Regions from separate parts of the Homo sapiens genome. Here region 2 is linked to region 1. The links are chromatin contacts, found by Hi-C or POLR2A ChIA-PET in ENCODE. All regions are on one chromosome and are shown on one strand. The core of a region is the stretch at or near the end of the contact, and the rest is flanking DNA. Distances in the headings are between cores, read along the strand shown.

Region 1 (6,658 bases), core at 1,942-4,441:
GAGAGGTGACTAAGGTAGCATGAGGTCATCTGGGTGGGCCCCAGTCCAATCTGCCTGGTGTCCTTCTAGGAGAAGATTAGGACATAGATGCACAGAGGGATGGCCATGTGAGGTCACAGGGAGAAGGCGGCCTCGACAAGCCAGGGAGAGGCCTCAGAAGAGCCAGCCTTGCCGGCACCCTGACTTGGACTCTGGCCTCCAGAGCTGTGCGGAAATGCATTGTTGAAGAATTTTGAATGCATTTTGAATTTTGAAAATGCATTTAGAGAAGAAGCCGCAGACCAGGGTGAGACGGATGAGAAGCCGCTGATGAGAAGCCCTTGAACCTTCGGGCCCAGCGTGGGGCTCCAGGCTCCTCACCCTTGACCACTAGAGCCGGTTGCAGAGTGCCGGGCTCTGAGTGCCTTTCCTGAAGGATGGCTTGGGCCACCTGCAGGTGGTGCTCTCTGCGACTTCCAGGGTTGGGGGACCCATGCCAGCCCCACCAAAGCCTCATGAGCTCCTTGCTCAGCCTTTAACTGTCTCGCCAAATCCCCTGGGTACGGCATGAACCCCCTTCCTCCCGTCCTGTCTGCACAGCAGCGGGAAACAGTGCCTTCTAGCCGCAGGGTGCCTCCAACTCCCACACATTCCCAGAACTCCGGGAGGAGCCCTTGAGCCTCTCCTCTCCAGGCTGAGTCTCCACGGGGCCCTGAACTTGCTGGAGCAGGTCCCTCACCCTGAAGGGCAGGGGCAGCTGGGAGCACGTTGTTCCACCGGCCCCAAGCATGCTCCTTGTCATCTCATACCACCTCAGACACGGCATCCTTCTCCCCATGTTCCAGTGTGCATGGTGGAGAGGCCATGGAGCATCCCAGGGGTACAAGGTGATGACATCAGTGGTGTGATCGGGATGGCTGGGGACCAGATGTCAACACTCCCTGCCAGTGGGCTCTGCAAGTGCCTGCCAGGACCCTGAGCCTGTCATGAGTGCAAGGGAGGGACAACCACCGTGTCTGGTTCAGTGCTGGCTCCCCAGTTGTCGCCTGGGCCCTGGTGACACCTGAGCCCACCCCAGTGAGGGCACTGTCCCTAGAGCTCAGCCACCAACAGAGCTGCCACCAAGTCTGGGTTCATTCTCTTGAGCCTTACAGGTCCCCAACAAATAAACTTTTCATGTGACAATAGGGCTTTTTTTTTTTTTTTAGAGGGAGTCTCACCCTGCCGCCCAGGCTAGAGTGCAGTGGCGTGATCTTGGCTCACTGCAACCTCCACCTCCCGAGTTCAAGCAATTCACCTGCCTCAACCTCCTGGGTAGCTGGGATTACAGGTGCGTGCCATGACGCTTAGCTAATTTTAGTAGAGACAGGGTTTTGTCATGTTGCTCAGGCTGGTCTCAAACTCCTGACCTCAAGTGATCTGCCCGCCTCAGCCTCCCAAGTCCTGGGATTACAGGCGTGAGCCACTGCGCCTGGCCTAACAATAGCACTTTTAACCCATGCTGCTCCGTGACCAAGCAGGGACAATGGCAGAGCCCTGCCAGGCAGCGTCTGACATGGTGTGGGTGGCCCTCCTGGCAGCCAGGGCCTGCAGGAAGATGGGGTTTCTGCCCAGCCCCTGGGGTGGGCCTCGGTGGCAGGCAGCTTGTGTGTCTCTTACCCCCACTGAGAGAGGGCTGGCGGTGCGGCCTGGGGCACACTGAGGGTCCCTGGCGTCAGCAGGGGTGGGGAAGTGGGCTGGGAAGGACTTTTCCAGCACAAGGGGCTTTTCTTTTCAACCATCCTTCAAACCAACTCACGGTTGCCCGTGGCTGCAGGTGACAGTGGTGATGTGCCTGTCTCCAAAAACGTCCCTAAGTTGCCTTCCGCCTGGAGCGGTTAATTTCCCCTATGTTGAGGGCTCTGGGGTTGGCAGATACCCACTCTCCAGCCTTGCATCTTACACAGTGGCCTATCCCAGCTCCAGAGACGCTTCTCTCGCTCTCTGGTTGATGCATCTGCGTCTCTGTGGACCCCACGTTCTGCATATTAGTACATTCCCTTTTCAATTCTTGCACCTGGTGGGCACAGTGTTGAGGCCAGGCGGTCAGCATGCCCGTGACCGATCCCATACAGAAAGGTCAGCCTCCCCACGCAGCCCTGGGCAACTGTCAGCTGCTAGCTGTGGCCTCTCTCCCAACATGCTCTTTCTCTGCCTCTCTCCTTCCCTCCCTCCAAATCTCTCTCTCTTCCCCCATCACACGATTATTAGAGGAATGACTGGACTTCCTCCCACTCCTCCTCAAGTGACTCACTTCTGAAGGTCAGGCCACACTGTGGCTAAGTGAAAGAAACCCGTGTGAGAAGACACATCCTGACCTCCAGAAATGACCGGGAGCACCTCCCACTGCTGATTGGGGCTGGCAGGACAGAGCAGGCTTTGAGAATCACCCCCTTAAATCATCATAGGCAGCCAGCATCGCCGGCTCAGGGTCAGTCACCAATGGGCATGGGTGTTTGGCTCTTCTCTGGGCAGGAGGATCGATGGCCCCGAGCACAGGCCAGAGCAGCAGCCCCTCCACCGCCAATGGGGCCTGGGCAGGTCTGCCTGAGCTTTTCCACCATCAGATTGTAATACCTACCTAGCTGGGCAATTTCAAGCTGGAAATAATGTAAATTTCTGGGCATGCAAGATAACACTGTCATTAAGAGACCACAGTGATTGTTAGCCAGGCATGGTGGCTCACACCTGTAATCCTAGCACTTTGGGAGGCCGAGGCGGGTGGATCACGAGGTCAGGAGATTGAGACCATCCTGGCTAACACGGTGAAACCCTGTCTCTACTAAAAAAAAAAATATATATATATATGTATATACAAAAAAAAAATAAGCTGGGCGTGGTGGCAAGTGCCTGTAGTCCCAGCTACTCGGGAGGCTGAGGCAGGAGAATGGCGTGAACCTGGGAGGCGGAGCTTGCAGTGAGCCGAGATCATGCCACTGCACCCCAGCCTGGTGACAGAGCGAGACTCCGTCTCAAAAAAAAAAAAAAAAAGAGACCATCATGAAAATTCGCACTCAGACCCATTCCTGATCCCATCATATTCCAAGTCTCACCTGAAGCAAAGCAGTAGATGAAAGAATCCTGTAGTTCTTGGCACCTTTTATACAAGTGGCTTTCAACAGTCAATGCTAGAACTTAAAGAATCTTCTTCATCTTCTTTTTAACCACATAAAGGGGAAATAATTAAAACAACTACTTTTCCATTTTTTCCCAGCTGATCTACCCAACTCACAACTCTGGATTGTAAAATGAACAAAAACGAGTAGGACCAGTAGAAAAACCCCAGAGAATAGCCGATGGCAGAGACTTCGGCACAACCCCACCTCCCTCACCCGCACCATGGCAGACATGTCTAATCTACACAGAGCTAGACCCAGACTCCAGACAGCCATTACCAGTCAATCCCAGTTCATGTGCAAGATTAAACCAGTTACTCATAGCCCGTTTTACCATGAATCAGACAAGGTCAGAAAGGGGGCAGTGACTCACCCAGCCTCACACAGTCACCAAGGAGGCTGGACTGTATCTCCTGAAGCCGGGCAGACAGCCAAGGCCATGGAGGGAGGGAGGCCGGATCTCCACAGGGCTGAGGGGCAGGAACTTTCAGAAGCATGTTCTGTATGCAGTGATTCCACTACAAAGCAGAGGCGCCTGCTCTTCTCAACAAGGACAGTGGGCTCCTGGGCTCTGGTGGATTATCACAGGGCATGGCTGCCCCAGGGTCAGGCTCCGGGCTCTGCCCCCTTCCCTGCAGAGAAGGCTGGGATCTCCATGGTTTTAAGAGGGTTGATAGGAAGCTATCAACTTCACTGCCTTCTGGTCCTGAATGTTCTCAGATATATACATTTTAAAGAGTTTAAATTAAGTGGTGATTGGCAAACCCCAGTCTCCAACCCAGAGAGGACCTGGACAGTTGCCTCCTAAGGGAAGCCCTCAAGTTGGCCTGGACAGACCCGGGCAGTCTACCTCGGGTCTATCTAGAGTCTATCTGGGGTCTATGTATCTAGGATCTATCTATTTAGGGTCTATCTAGGGTCTATTTAGGGTCTATCTAGGGTCTATCTATCTAGGGTCTGTGCGCCCCACTTTGGGACATCCCTTCCTCCTGCCTCCTTCCCAGCAGCATCAGGGAGGGACCCCTGTGTGTCACTTGTGCGGCTCTCCACCCGACAGAGGGACAAAAGGGCTCATTCCTCTCTCCCTTCCCACGGGGAACTTCCAGCCTCCCTTCTGTTCCCTACCATGCAGTTCAGCAGACACAGGGTGAGTGGGTGCTGCGGGCCACATGGCAGCGTGGGCATCCCCCTCCCTGTCAGAGCTCCCAGTTGGGAGGGGCGGAGCACAGAGAAACAGGTGAAAATTAGAGGGTGGATTTCATCATCTCCAGAAACTTAGGAGAAACCAAGATACCTTCATAGGTGAACGGATAAGCTGGGGTCCCTCCAGACAATGGAATATTTTTCAGTGCTAAAAAGAAAGGAACTGCCAGGCTGTGAAAAGGCAGGGAGGAATCTTAGATGCTGCTAGGTGAAGAAGCCCATTGGAAAAGGCTGGATACTGTGTGATTCCAACTCCATGACATTCAGGAAAAGGCAAAACCATGAAAACAAGAAAGATCAGCAGCTGCCGGGGCTGGGCAGAGGGTGACTGGCAGGAGCACAGAGTGCAGGAAGGGTGAGTGGCAGGAGCAAGGAGGGCAGGGAGGGTGCATGGCAGGAGCACGGAGGGCAGGGAGGGTGAGTGGCAGGAGCACAGAGGGCAGGGAGGGTGAGTGGCAGGAGCACGGAGGGCAGGGAGGGTGCATGGCAGGAGCAAGGAGGGCAGGGAGGGTGCGTGGCAGGAGCATGGAGGATTTAGGGGCCCAGGAAGCTGCTCTGTGATACTGTAATGGGGATCGTGTGCCATGATTCATCTGTCAGCACCCACAGAATGTTCTCAGTAGTGGAACTGGAGGGCAAGGGAGGATGGAGAGAAGGGATATGGTAATTGTTATCTGTTCTATTTTCTGAAACCTAAAGCTGCTCTTAAAAATAGTTTATTAATTAAGAAAAAATTAGAGGGATGCTGGCTTGCTTGGCAGAGCACTGATTCTTTTAAGTCTGTGAACCAAAAATAATTTTTTTTTTTTTTGAGACAGAGTCTCGCTGTGTCTACAGTGGCACTAGCTCGGCTCACAGCAACCTCCGCCTCCCAGGTTCAAGCGATTCTCTTGCCTCAGCCTCCCGAGTAGCTGAGCTTACAGGCACCCACCACCACGCCTGGCTAATTTTTGTATTTTTAGTAGAGATGGGGTTTTGCCACGCTGGCCAGGCTGGTCTTGAACTCCTGACCTCAGGTGATCCACCTGCCTCGGCCTCCCAAAGTGCTGGGATTACAGGCGTGAGATACCGTGCCCAGCCCAAAAATAAAACTCTAAGCTCCCCAACCAACTGAATGGAACCCTCTTCTCAGCCAAGAGGATTCCAAAGTAAACCTAAAAAACAAGTTCAGGCTGTGATGGGAAGTGGGGGTCGGACACGTCTCTTTATACCCCCCTCCCTATGGAATTCAGGCCCAGCTGACCAGCACTCACATTAAAACCGAGAGTTTAAGACTGACAGCACAGGCTGTTTGTAGCAATAAGACACCAAATTCCAACCCGAGTCTAGTATAACATCACATGACAGGGAGCAGGTCCTGGAAGGAATAGAGTGTTTGACATAATTTTAAACGGCCCCGCAAAGCTGTCTCTTGTGGGGAAAATCCACATTCTGTAGAGAATCCTCTTCCCTTTCCAGGGCTTTTTCTGATGCTGGAGAGATGGGCTTAGCGTCTAGCACATTTCAAAGGTCTCAATAGGAGACATTTGCCATCTATTGCCTCGAAGGGCAGCCCCCTATGAGATTTCTTCTACAGAATAAGAACTTTGGTCTCCACAGCCCCTTATCTTAATCCAGACACTCCTTTCTATTGAGTCCAGGTGATCAGATAATAACTTAACTCTCTCAACCAATTGCTAATCAGAAAGTCTTTGAACCCACCTGTGACCAGGAAGCCCCTCCTCACCTTGAAGTCGTCCCGCCTTTCTGGGCAGAGCCAACGTACATCTGTCAAGTATTGACTGACTCTGCCTGAACCTCCTGTCCCCGTAGTGTATGAGCTCGGGCTGTGGCCCAACCCCCTGCGGCACATGTCCTCAGGACCCCCTGGAGCTGTGTCACCGGTCATGCTTCTCACATTTGGCTCAGAATAACTCTCTTCAAACATTGTATGGAGTTAGATGTTTTTTCCAGCAACAAGTCCTCATGGGGAACTACGGTTTGGTGTCTTTCTCTTCTCAGATACTGAATTCCTTGAAACGTTGACCTCCAAGATGCTAACTCAGGTGGGAGGAATTCAAGACAAGGAAGGAGCCTCTTTTGGGTTCTGGTTCCGGTCCCGCTACTGAAAACCCCTGATACAGTTCAAGGAGTGCGACAGCGCTGGTTTCAAATCCAGGTTTGCAGCCTGGTCTGGCGTGGAGAGGTTTTACTCTTGGGAGGCCCAGGAGAGGCAGAGGGTCTGGGCCAGGGAGGGCTGGTGTCCACGGCACTCCCGGTTCCGGGCTCCAAGTGTGTGGGGGGAGGGTGGCCACTCAAAGGAGAGAGCCTCAGAAGGAGGG
Region 2 (6,658 bases), core at 2,574-5,073, 53 kb before region 1:
TACAGGCATGAGCCACCACGCCTGGGCTCCCTGACTTTTAAACAACATTTTTTACAACTATAAAACTAATGCAGTGCTTATTGGAAATAACTGAGAAACTACAATAAAAGACAAAGGGAAAAATAAAAATTATCCTACTACCTAGAGATAGGCACTGTAAAAATGATCACACATAAATTTTTAATCAACTTCCACATATACCTATATATTTGCAATAAAAATGGTATCATGCCATAAGTATAGTCCTCACATCGCTCTCTGCTGCCCAGCTATGAATATTCAAGAGAGAAGTCAAGTCATGAGCAATATTCCTACAGCCACATTTCAATAGCCACAGGTTACGCTGCTACATGGTATTTCAGTGAATGCCCCTAACCCACACCCTAGGACTGCTACCTCTCTCAAGTCCCAAGGCAGAATTCCTCATTGTAGTAGAAAGGCCTAGAATAGAAGAGCTTCTTCAACACAGGTCACTCAATAAAGTGCTGCTTTAGGGACACAACTTGTGTGGCCCACTACAGGCAGCCACCTCCCATCCTCAAGCCCCTGGGCAGCAGCTGAGGCCGAGTATCTGATAACTACCAAAACAGCCCGGGAAAACCACTTCCTGAAGTCCGGTTCAGAAAGAACGAGGCCCCGGGAGAACTCCAGGTGATCTGGTCTGTAACTCCCAGGACTTCCAGAACAAAGGGTTCCGGCCGACAAAGACTCCACTGAATAGGAGAGCTGGCCCTGCCCACAGCTGCCCTCGCATCCTGACCCCAGCCCCAGTCAGAGCTCAAGTTCCAAGAGTCACTGCCAATGCAGCTACTGTGGGGAGCTTTAAGAGAATAGTTTTCATTCAAATACGTATTAAAATATTTTGAGATGTCTTGGGTAAAAGGCAGTATCAAGTCACATTGTCATTCCTAGTGAAAATTCTCCAAGGAGAACAATCTCCCCAGCAATGCCTGAGAGGCAACTCAAAGAGAACTGTTTCCATTATCTTGTGGATAAATCCAACTAAGGCCATGAACTCAAAGTAAAAATAAAGCACAATTCAGAATCCACCCCACTTCCTCACCCGGAGTCACCAGGCAAATCGTGAGAATACAATGGCCGGCAGCCCTACACAAAGGCCTCGGCCTCCTTGCCCCCATCCAGAAGACTTCCAGGAGGCCCAACAGGCCCTCTGTCCCTCACAGAGGAGCCTGGAGCAGGCCCGAGGCTGTCTGTGTGAAGGGCGCACAGGGCCAGGCACAGGTCCTGCAGCTCCACTGCTCCGTGTGCACCTCACAAGCCTCTGGCCTCGGCTCCCGGCCATTGGTGGAGCCGCCGGCCACGCTCTGGCTGCCCCTGAGGGTGCCACCAGGCCAGCTGCCCCGAGCAGGGGAGGGCGGCCTCTCCTGCAGCACGAGGCCTACCTGAGGGGCAGTAGGAGGATGAGTTGGGCATTCTCCACGAGAAGCTCTTGACCACCAGGCTCTGGCCCCACTGCTTGCGCCGCCACGCCGTGCGGCACTTGGAGTCGATGCTCTGCTTGATTCGGTACCAGTCAGATTCTGTGATGCCAAATTTATAGAAAAGGTGACCTGGAAGGACACATCCAAGGAGAAGGGGTGAGGCCTGTTTGGGACAGCCACCAGGAGCTGCCTGGCTGCAGGGTCAGGGCCCACTGAAGAGGCCTCACCCAGGCACCCCAGCCCACCAGGCCGGCCCCATCTTCCTGCAAGGGTCTGGAAAGGCCCACTGCACAGAAGGTGCTTAGCTGGCCCACAGGCGGGGCTCCCCACGAGATATAAATTCTCACTAAGGTGTCATGACACACTCTTTCCATTTACTTAAGTTCTTGATCCCTCTGACTTGGTCGGCCCATACCAGGTGCACACTTGGGGCGCTCACAAGATTCCCAGACCTTCCATGCTCCAACTTCCCTCTGCCCTGAACTCGCAGCAGCACCTAAGGTCCTGAATGCCCAGAGGGTGAGATCAGGGACCTCAACAATTGGATCAGAACTCGCTGGTCCTCCGCCTACTCAGACCTGCTCGGCCACCGCCTTCCCTTCCTTCATGTCTTGGCTTCACCATCCCCCTGGATAACCACCTGACCCTCCCGCCCTCCTGGGCTCCCACCCTCCTCCCACTTGTTTTGTCAGAGCACTGACCACCTTCTGGCATTTGGAGAATTCATGTGTGTATTGTTACTCTGTCCCCCTTACAAACACAGTTTCGAGAATTCAGGTGTGTATTGTTACTGTTCCCCTGGCAAACACAGTTTGGAGAATTCACGTGTGTATTGTTATTCTGTTCCCCTGGCAAACACAGTTTGGAGAATTCACGTGTGTATTGTTATTCTGTTCCCCTGGCAAACACAGTTTGCAGAATTCAAGTATGTATTGTTACTCTGTCCCCCTCACAAACACAGTTTGGAGAATTCACGTTATGTATTGTTATTCTGTTCCCCTCGCAAACACAGTTTGGAGAATTCACGTATGTATTGTTACTGTCCCCCTCATAAACACGGGCCTTTGTTGTGTCCACCCATGGATGTCAGGCACCCAGAACATTCTGGTGCACAGTGGCTGCTCCTGTGTAAATAGTGATTACAACGGACTGCAACACACCCTCCCATCGCTGCTCAGGTCCGGGGCTTGCTTATGTCATTCCCAATGCCTCTCCATCGTGCTTTCTCAACTAGAGCACAAACTCCTTACGGACAGGGCCTGTGTCCTCATCCCTGGAGTCCCTATACCACAAGCCGAGTGGGCACAACCTACTCTCACTGTGGGGCCAAAGCCAGGTGCATTGTCTTCCTGGGGCTCACCGTGCACACGCAGAGAACTGTCTTGGGACCCCCAGGTCTCTACCACCTGCGCTACGGAGAGCTCTCAGCACGCCCTGAGCAGCATCCAGAGATGCCCTGTATTCAACAGGGAGAAAACTGAGGATCCGAAGGCCACGGCGGAGCAGGTGACAGGATGGAGCCAGCGCCCCACTGCATGCCTGGCCACTTCCCACTAGGCCACAGGACCCCATCCCTGTAGCGATGACGAATCTGGGCATGATGGGAAGGGCTCTTCAATGCAGTGGCCTCTCTAGCTGGCTCATGCAACTTCACTAATTTACAGGAAAATACAGGATGGAATCCAAAATTGTAGTAATAAAAAGATTAAGCTGAAAAGCGTCCTGTTTTGACTACCAAGAGCCTCAAGTTTGGACTCTACTGCCCAAACCCTAAAAATCTGTTCCCATTGAGACTAAAATGGTGGAAATAATTAAAACAGAGAAAGAAGTGTTTGGGTTTTTTTAAGTACTCTATTAGGTATCAAAAGTCCCTCGGGTTTTGGAAACATGCCTCTTGACTTTCTTATCAGTAGATACTTGAGACACGTTTTGACTCTCTGTATAATCACAACAAACCTGTCTGTGCTACAGACAAAAAGAAACCAGCCAGGACAGTGGGATTTGTAGGATGAGAGGGAAGAACACCCTAAAGTCGTTTCGGCAGCACATTTTCATCCTCATGCATAAAGAAGCCATACAGGAAGCAGCCGCTCTTTGGCTTCCAATTCTCGGGTCATCTCTAAAATACTCCAAGTCACCCTCAGATCTTGGCTGGGTGACTGGGGCGCCTCAGGAAGCCCCAGGCTGAGCAACTTTAGTGACTCACAGAGGAACCCAGCCGCTGGCTGTGGTCATGGGGGAACCTAACCATTAAAATCACTAGGAAATCCTTACAGGAGAGCCCAGCTGCTGCCAGAGGTTGCACCATAGTTACCGGAAAACCCAGCTTTCAAACTGCACTTCAATAGTTTCATGAGAGCCCAACTACTGACTTTAGATACAAAGCAGCCCAGCTGCTGCCACCGGGAGGCAAGAAAGAAACAGCCATCCCACCAGCAGGAAAACGTCTTTGGAGCACGAGTCGATAAAAAGAAACATCCTCAGAACCGCCCTCCTGTGACCCTCCGACCTTCACACTCCAGGAGAAAAATTCCATAGACTTTGAAGGATGAATGAGTCCACACAAAATTTAAAAACGGGTTAGTAACAGGAAAGAAGATAAATCTAAAACACCCAGGTGTATAGGTAAGAGAAATGAGTGAAAACATTCACATTTAAATTCAACTTTGTAAAAATTAAGTTGCCAGTTCAAACCCTGACTCATACTTATTAAATAAAAAATATATATTCATCTGGTTACCCGCCACCGAGTTTCCACTGTCCTCAGACATCAAATTATCTAATTCCTTCCGTCTGCGCTCCAGGCCCCAGCCTGGGCGAATGCTCCCTGCCGGCCACCAAGGAGATCCAGAGAATGGACCAGCCGCCCAAGTGCTGCCCGCAGAGCGCGGCGGGTGAGGAGGGCGAGGATCTGAAAATGCACAGATGGGTGCAGGTGCTGCCCGCAGATGCTACTGGACAGCAGCTGGGGCAAGCGCCCACTTCTGGGCAGCCCTCGGGGCTCGGATTCCTTTACCTTTTCTGACAGCACTGAGCAGCCGCACTTAACAGGGAGTGGGAAAAATCCTATCATGATGGGATCAAAAGATCACCTTGAATTTAACTGCCATTTTCCACTTTAAGCATTTGATCTCATGTTATTTGATGGACTTTTTTTAAAAAGCCTCATGAAGTAGGAATGTCACTACTCTCATCACTTTGGTTTTGAGGCAAAAGCCAGAAAAAGGAGAAGTGATGTGTCCAAGTCCAATTACTAGTTAGGAGTGAACACCGGCCTTAAAGTGCAAGCTTCCTGGGCCCACCAGGTGGAGAAGCAGCGGCCCTCACTGGATCCTAGGAACCCATGAGAGGTGCTCAGGGAGACGGGAAGAACACGCACAGCCCCGCACACGTGCCTCTGCTGTCCTGAGCTCCCTCAGCCCAAGGCACCCGCAGGCCCTGCTCTGGGAGGCCTAGTCGGACTTCAATCGAGGCAGAAGTCTCCCCCCTGAGCAGTGCCCAGGACACAAGGAGAACAGAAGTGCTCGGCATCCGGCTGCTGAGGCTCATGGGATCCCCACAGCGTGGCGTCACCTGGGAGGAGAACACCCTGTCTGGCCTCAGTCCCTGCTTTCCCCAGCCATATCCCTACACTATGCCCACTGAGGCCCCTCAAGGCCAGGACGGGCTTGCCTTCCAGGCTCAGCCAGGCAGCATCCCTGCCACCGTGCACGCCTCTATTTTCCTGGCGAGCTGTCCTGCAGTCCCCAAAGAGCTAAAGAGTCTCCATTACACCGTTAGTTGCCTTCCCACTTTCCAGAACCCCCGTTACTGACTCTGGTGGTTCAAATCACAAGCCGATTCCCAGCTCTCCATCTGTGGGGCCATGAGAGGCACTGTGGGAAGCGAGACAAGAGAGCCAGGAGGGCTTGTCATCCTGTGCCTTGGTGGGTGGCATGTGGCTTTATTAGTCACAAAGGAATGAAGAGCACCACCTGCTAACGCACTCTCATGTGCAAGGGAAGGCAGCACAAAACCGAGTGCCAACAACTGATTTCTTCAAATTACAGACTCGACGTGACAGCGCTGCCTAGAAAAACAAAAGGCATCTCGAAGCCTCTGCCCGATGGAAGCCAGCTGACATGCTCCCTCCCGGGGGAAGCACGCACAGCCCACACCCCGTGCACCTCACATGTGCAGCCTCCAGGCCAAGCCGGCCACCTTCTTCAAGCCTGCTGACTCATTCCTTTATGAGAAAAAATGATGGAGAGACACCTGTCCTCAGTCTGTTAGCAAGAGAGCCCCTCACAGCCACCTGCAGGACTACCTCCAGGTCACAGCATCTGGGTGACCTGCTGAGAAGGAGGCTCTGCTCACTTTTCTGCCTGGAGCCCACACTGACCACACCTTCCTCCCAGCTTTCAGTCACCGTGAGGCACTCAATGTCCCAAGACAGACAGACAAACACCCACCCCTGCGTGGAGTCCACATTCTGCCTTAAGGACACATATAGGTCAGCCTCACCATTTCACCTCACAGAGAACTTGGAGAAGAGACAGCACTTGACCACCCGTGTCCTGTGTACTGGGCTGAACAGTGTCCCCACAAAACTCATGTCCTGGCCCAGGACCCCAGAATGTGACCTGACTGGGAACTAGGGTCTCTGCAGATGTGATTCCTTAGGTTGTAATGAGGTCATCCTGCAGGAGAGGGAGCTCCAAATCCAGTGACTGTCGTTGTAAGGAGAGGGACACAGAGGGAGACACGGGGGGAAGACAGCCATGGGGGACGCGGGCAGAGACTGGAGGGATGCGGCCACCACCAGAAGCTGGGAGAAGGAAAGGGCCTTCTCAGGCAGCGTGGCCCTGCCCACATCTTCATCCTAGGCATCTGGCCTCCAAACCTGCACGAGAACACAAGCCTGTGTTCTAAGCCAGCCAGGCTGTGAGCTTTGTCCCAGTGGCCACAGGAACCTGAGGCACCCTGCAAGACACAATGGGGCCAGGTCGCACACCTGCACTCACAGGGACAGGTGTGGGTGAAGTGGCCCCCGCTGCTTCCCGCTAGGAAACACCACCTGCGCTTGGAGTGAATGATTTGAAAAGAACTACAATCATCTGACAGGGCAACTCTGAAAGCATAACTTTTTACTTTGTGCAAATGAATCCAGTCTTTCTGTAACTGCTAGGAGGTCTCATGGGGATCGGCCATCCACAGCAGCATTCTTTAGATCAGAT

The links. A loop is a pair of places that touch in the nucleus more often than their neighbours do. ChIA-PET counts read pairs that join two places held with the same protein, here RNA polymerase II (POLR2A). Pooled maps may share reads with other maps.
Region 2: a map of HepG2 shows a loop between it and region 1 (5-fold over the local background). The contact joins two enhancer-like sites. A Hi-C loop is called at or near these places in 1 of 168 maps with a recorded cell type or tissue (HepG2) and 1 of 50 pooled maps. POLR2A ChIA-PET finds 5 or more read pairs at or near these places in 3 of 52 experiments (AG04450, OCI-LY7 and WTC11).

Annotation. Positions count from the first base shown.
Region 1 is chr16:29,262,364-29,269,021 of GRCh38, reverse strand. No RefSeq gene overlaps it. Among named protein-coding and RNA genes, the nearest start is that of NPIPB11, 140 kb to the left of the region's middle. RefSeq lists a silencer at 3,555-3,717. Within about 2 kb of position 3,191, at least 22 of the 41 ENCODE cell types and tissues checked have a DNase peak (open chromatin) inside an H3K27ac peak, as active enhancers do.
Region 2 is chr16:29,315,841-29,322,498 of GRCh38, reverse strand. It overlaps the pseudogene SNX29P2. Among named protein-coding and RNA genes, the nearest start is that of NPIPB11, 88 kb to the left of the region's middle. RefSeq lists an enhancer at 2,403-2,903. Within about 2 kb of position 3,823, at least 9 of the 41 ENCODE cell types and tissues checked have a DNase peak (open chromatin) inside an H3K27ac peak, as active enhancers do.